Regions from separate parts of the Homo sapiens genome. Here region 2 is linked to region 1. Evidence: read pairs that join two places in POLR2A ChIA-PET (ENCODE). Cell type or tissue: IMR-90. All regions are shown on one strand. Links, peaks and the distances in the headings refer to the core of each region. The heading gives the core; the rest is flanking DNA.

What was found. Peaks named below come from ENCODE experiments on the same cell type or tissue, not always from the same donor. Only the 100,000 strongest peaks of a DNase experiment are listed, where the experiment ranks them.
Region 2: POLR2A ChIA-PET joins it to region 1 with 8 read pairs; 4 of 35 experiments call an interaction of 5 or more read pairs at or near these places.

The regions. Positions count from the first base shown.
Region 1 is chr3:12,633,681-12,636,591 of GRCh38, reverse strand. All of the region lies in intron 1 of RAF1 (Raf-1 proto-oncogene, serine/threonine kinase), which reads left to right. Among named protein-coding and RNA genes, the nearest start is that of RAF1, 29 kb to the left of the region's middle. In IMR-90, for the core only: no CTCF peak of the experiment used is centred there; no DNase peak of the experiment used is centred there.
Region 2 is chr3:12,845,263-12,848,173 of GRCh38, reverse strand. No RefSeq gene overlaps it. Among named protein-coding and RNA genes, the nearest start is that of RPL32, 5.2 kb to the right of the region's middle. In IMR-90, for the core only: no CTCF peak of the experiment used is centred there; a DNase peak (open chromatin) is centred at 1,413.

The sequences.
Region 1 (2,911 bases), core at 131-2,630:
CAAGTAGTCTTCCTCATCTCAGCCTTCCAAAGTGCTGGGATTACAGGCATGAGCCACCACACCTAGCCAGTGTAGCAAATGTCCCTTTTTTTTTTTGAGCAACCATGCTTACTGCATTTTAATGTAATCAATCAGTTTTTTTTTTTTTAAAGATATACAGTCTTGTTATGTTGCCCAGGCTGGTCTTGAACTACTGGGCTTAAGCGATTCTTCCACCATGGCCTCAAGTGATTCTCATTTCTCAGCCTCCCAAGTAGCTTGGTGGTATGTACCACCAAACCCAGCTGTTTTTTTTTTTGTTTTTTTGAAATGGAGTCTCGCTCTGTCACCCAGGCTGGAGTGCAGTGTCGCAGTCTCAGCTCACTGCAACCTCTGCCTCCCGGGTTCAAGGGATTCTCCTGCCTCAGCTTCCCAAGTAGCTGGGATTACAGGTGCCCACCACAATGCCCAGCTAATTTTTGTATTTTTGGTAGAGACGGGGTTTCACCACACTGGCCAGGCTGGTCTGGAACCCCTGACCTCAAGTGATCCACTCACCTCGGCCTCCCAAAGTGCTGGGATTGCAGACATGAGCCACCACGCCTGGCCTAAAAACAACATTATTAATGTTTTTTTTTTTGAGGTGGAGTCTCGCACTTTCGCCCAGGCTGGAGTGCAGTGGCGCGATCTCGGCTCACTGCAAGCTCTACCTCATGGGTTCACGCCATTCTCCTGCCTCAGCCTCCTGAGTAGCTGGGACTACAGGTGCCTGCCACCACGCCTGGCTAATTTTTTGTATTTTTAGTAGAGATGGGGTTTCACCGTGTTAGCCAGGATGGTCTCAATCTCCTGACCTTGTGATCCGCCCACCTTGGCCTCCCAAAGTGCTGGGATTACAGGCGTGAGCCACCGCGCCCAGCCTAATAAATTTATAAAGTAATCTCTCTCTCTCTTTTTTTTTTTTTTTTTTTTTTTGGAGCTGGAGTTTCACTCTTTTTGCCCAGGCTGGAGTGCAATGGCACGATCTCGGCTCACTGCAACCTCTGCTTCCCAGATTCAAGGGATTCTCCTGTCTCAGCCTCCCAAGTAGCTGGGATTACAGATGTGTTCCACCACACCGGGCTAATTTTGTATTTTTAGTAGAGGTGGGGTTTCACCATGTTGGCTAGGCTGGTCTCGAACTCCTGACCTTACATGATCCGCCCACCTCGGCCTCCTGAAGTGTTGGGATTGCAGGTGTGAGCCATGGCCCCTGGCCTTTTTTTTTTTTTTTTTTTTTTTTTTTTTTTTTTTTGAGACAGGGTCTCCCTCTGTCACCCAGGCTGGAGTACAGTGGCAAGATCCCGGTTTACTGCAACCTCCGCCTCCCGGTTTCAAGCAATTCTCCTGCGTCAGCCTCCTGAGTAGCTGGGATTACAGGTGCACAGCCCAGCTAATTTTTGTATTTTTAACAGAGACAGGATTTCATCATATTGCCCAGGCTGGTCTTGAACTCATGAGCTCATGCAATTCACCCACCTTGGCTTCCCATAGTGCTGGGATTACAAGTGTGAGCCATCGTGGCTGCCCTAGTAGAAAGTCTTAAAGAAGTATTAAACATATACTAGCACCTAACTGAGACTTTTTCCTTATATCAGTTTTAGTTTATATCTTGTATACATATCTCTTATAATCATTTTGTAAACCATGAATAGTATATATCCCCTGCTTTGGGAAACACTGTGGTGCTATACTATTTTATTAATGTTGTTCAGCTACCTGGAGTATCTGAAGACCTAGCACAGGTTTTACCATTCACCTCCTCCAAAGGGGAGAGGATATACTTAAAGGGGCTAACTTTGAAAATATGGGCTATTTCCTTCCCTTCTCTGTTACTCCTTCCCTCTCTCTGCTCTTCCTCCAACCACTTTCCTCCCTTCCTCCCTCCCTGGCACTCTCAAGAAAAAAAGGCCATTATGTAGATGATAGTTGGAAATTGCTAGAAGGGGTCACATAATTGTGGATTCTTGTATCCGGTGCACAGTTGTCACCCAGGGATTTCCCTCCATTGGCCTTCTGGAGATTTCCTTCGCTTCTTTCCTATGCTGGATGTCCCGTTTCCTATATCCTAAGTCTTTCTCTTGCTATATTCCTGTAACAAATCCCTTGAGAAAGGAATTACGGGCCAGGCGCGGTGGCTCAAGCCCGTAATCCCAGCATTTTGGGAGGCCGAGGCGGGTGGATCACCTGAGATCAGGAGTTTGAGACCAGCCTGGCCAACATGGCGAAACGCCATCTCTACTAAAAAAAAAAAAAAAAATTAGCCAGGCGTGGTAGTGTGTGCTTGTAGTCCCAGCTACTCGGGAGGCTGAGGCAGGAGAATCGCTTGAACCTGGGAGGCGGAGGCTGCAGTGAGCAAGGTCATGCCACTGCACTCCAGCATGGGTGATAGAGCAAGACTCATCTCAAAAAAAAAAAAAGAGAGAAAGGAATCATGGAGGTTCAAATTTTTGTAATCATGAATGTCAGAAAATATCTCTCTAGTTCTGTCCCTCACTGATAGTTTTGCTGATTATTGTAAATTGGAGATAGTTTTCCTTCAGAATCTAGGAGGCTTTGCTCCATTATGTCTTCTAGTGTTGTTGAAGAGTTTGAAGTCATTCGGATTCCTGATTTTTTTTGTTTTTTTTTTTTTTTTTGAGAGAGTTTTTACTCTTGTTGCCCTGGCTGGAGTGCAATGGCACAATCTTGGCTCACTGCAATCTCTGCCTCCTGGGTTCAAGGGATTCTCCTGCCTCAGCCTCCCAAGTAGCTGAGATTACAGGTGCGCACCACCACACCCAGCTAATTTTTGTATTTTTTAGTAGAGACAGGGTTTCACCATGTTGGCCAGGCTGGTCTTGAACTCTTGACCTCATGATCCGCCCGCCTCGGCTTCCCAAAGTGCTGGGAT
Region 2 (2,911 bases), core at 160-2,659, 210 kb before region 1:
GCTCAGCCCTGGAGCCCTGGGGACCAGCAGATGCTCACAGCTTTCTACCTAGGATATTTTATAATGTCTGACTCTTTTATAATGAGCATGGATTGCTTTTATAATGAGAAAAAAAGCAATATAGCTGTTTTATGTGTAGGGGGAGGGCCGTGGGAAGAGGAAAAGCCAGCAGGCAATGTCACAGCTGGGAATGCTGATGTCTCCTGGCAGGGCTGAAAATCACCTCCCCTAGCCCGCTACAGAGCCAGCAGTGGGGACAGGGAGGAGCACACACCCTTCCACACTTGTATGGTTCTAGGCTCAGACAGATTCACATTTGGGGCCGCCTACCCACCCCCACCATAGGTGGAAGTTGAGGCTGGGGAGAGAAGAAGTAACATTTTGGGCCCTGTTTTGTGCCCAGCACTGAGCTAGACACTATTGTATCTTGTTTATTCCTGTAGCAATTCTGTGAGGGGCAATTACTAATTTCATTTTAGAGAAAAGAAATCAAGGTTCAGAGAGGCTCACTAACTTGCTTAAGATCACACAGTAAGGGATGCGGGCAGGACCCAAGCCCAGGTCAGCCTGAAGGCCGTGCCCTCTCCCCTGAACCATTCTACTTCCTCAGGGACTGAGTGAGTTGAGATTGACAGGGTGTCACCTCTGGGCTAGTGGTGGCCAAGTGTATTAGTCTGTTCTCACACTGCTAATAAAAACATACCTGAGACTGGGTAACTTAGAATGAATAAAGGTTTAATTGACTGAGAGTGCCACATGGCTGGGGAGGCCTCACAATCATGGTGGAAGGCAAATGAGGAGTAAAGTCACATCTTACATGGTGGCAGGCAAGAGAGTTTTTGCAGGGGAACTCCCATTTATAAAAGCATCAGAACTCGTGAGACTTATTCACCACCACGAGAACAGTATGGGGAAAATCACCCCCATGATTCAATTACCTCCACCTGGCCCCACCCTTGACACATAGGGATTATTATAATTCAAGGTGATATTTGAGTGGAGACACAGCCAAACCATATCATTCCACCCCTGGCCCCTCCGAAATCTCCTTTCCTCACATTTCAAAACCAATCATGCCTTCGCAACAGTCCCCTAAAGTCTTAACTCGTTTCAGCATTAACTCAAAAGTCCACAGTCCAAAGTCTCATCTGAGACAAGGTAAGTCCCTTCCGCCTATGGGCCTGCAAAATCAAAAGCAAGTTAGTTACTTCCTAGATAAAGTGGGGTACAGGCATTGGATAAATACACCTGTTCCAAGTGTCAGAAATTGTCCAAAATAAAAGGACAACAGGTCCCATGCAAGTCTGAAATCCGTGGGACAGCCAAATCTTAAAGCTCCAAAATGATCTCCTTTGACTCCATGTCTCATATCTAAGGTCATGCTGATGCAAGAGCTGGATTCCTACAGCCTTGGGCAGCTATGCTCACAGCTGTGTAGCCACAGCTATGCTCCTGTGGCTATGCTCCCACAGCCTTGGGCAGCTTTGCTCCAGTACAGCTCCCCCACCCCCACCCCATCCTGCCTGCTTTCACAGGCTGGCATTGAATATCTGTGGCTTTTCCAGGTGCACAGTGCAAGCTATCAGTGGATCTACCATTCTAGGGTCTGGAGGACAGTGGCCCTTTTCTCAGAGCTCTACTAGGCAGTTCCACAGTGGGAACTCTGTGTGGGGCTCTAACCCCACATTTCCCTTCTGCACTGACCTAGCAGAGGTTCTCCATGAGGGCTCTGCCCCTACAGCACAACTCTGCCTGGACATCCAGGCATTTCCATACATCCTCTGAAATCTAGGTGGAGGTTTCCAACCTCAATTCTTGACTACTGTGTAACCACAGGCTCAACACCACGTGGAAGCTGCCAAGGTTTGGTGCTTGCACCCTCTGAAGCCATAGCCCAAGCTGTACCTTGGCCCCTTTTAGCCACTGGAGCAGCTGGGATGCAGTGCACCAAGTCCCTAGGCTGCACACTGCAGGGAGGCCCTGGGCCTAGCCCACAAAACCATTTTTTCCTGCTAGGCCTCTAGGACTGTAATGGGAGGGGTTGCCTTGAAGGTCTCTGACATGTCCTGGAGACATTTTCTCCATTGTCTTGGTGATTAACATTTGCCTCCTCCTTACTTATGCAAATTTCTGCAGCCAGCTTGAATTTCTCCCCAGAAAATGGGTATTTTTTCTATTGCATCATCAGGCTGCAAATTTTCCAAATTTTTATGCTGTTGTTCCCCTTGAACACTTTGCTGCTTAAAAATTTCTTCCCCTAGATAACCTAAATCATCTCAAATTCAAAGTTCCACAGATCTCTAGGGCAGGGGCAAAATGCCAATATTCTCTTTGCATAGCAAGAGTGACGTTTACCCTGGTTCCCAATAAGTTCCTCATCTCCATCTAGACCACCTCAGCCTGGACTTTATTGTCCATATCACTATCAACATTTTCGTTAAAGCCATTCAGCAAGTCTCTAGGAAGTTCCAAACTTGCCCACATCTTCCTGTCTTCTGAGCCCTCCAAGTCTCTAGGAAGTTCCAAACTTTCCCACTTTTTTCTATCTTCTTCTGAGCCCTTCAAACTGTCCAATGGGGCAGGAGAATAGGGCCTGGAGGCAGGGAACATAAGGCTGATCCATGCTGACTTCTTAGAACTAAATCAAATGGAAGCACTTCAGCAATGACAGAAATGTGAATGGCTTTGTAACTTCACTTCATCCTCTCCATTTACACCATTTACACTTTGTAACTTAACATTCATCTTCTCCATTTCCGTAGCCCACACACTCCAAGTAACATCCTCTCCATTTACACTTTGTAACTTCACATTCATCCTCAGTATTCACACAGATCACACACGCCAAGTAACATCATCTTCATTTATATAGGATGCATTCTGAGTAAATGACTGCAACTTCACTCCATTC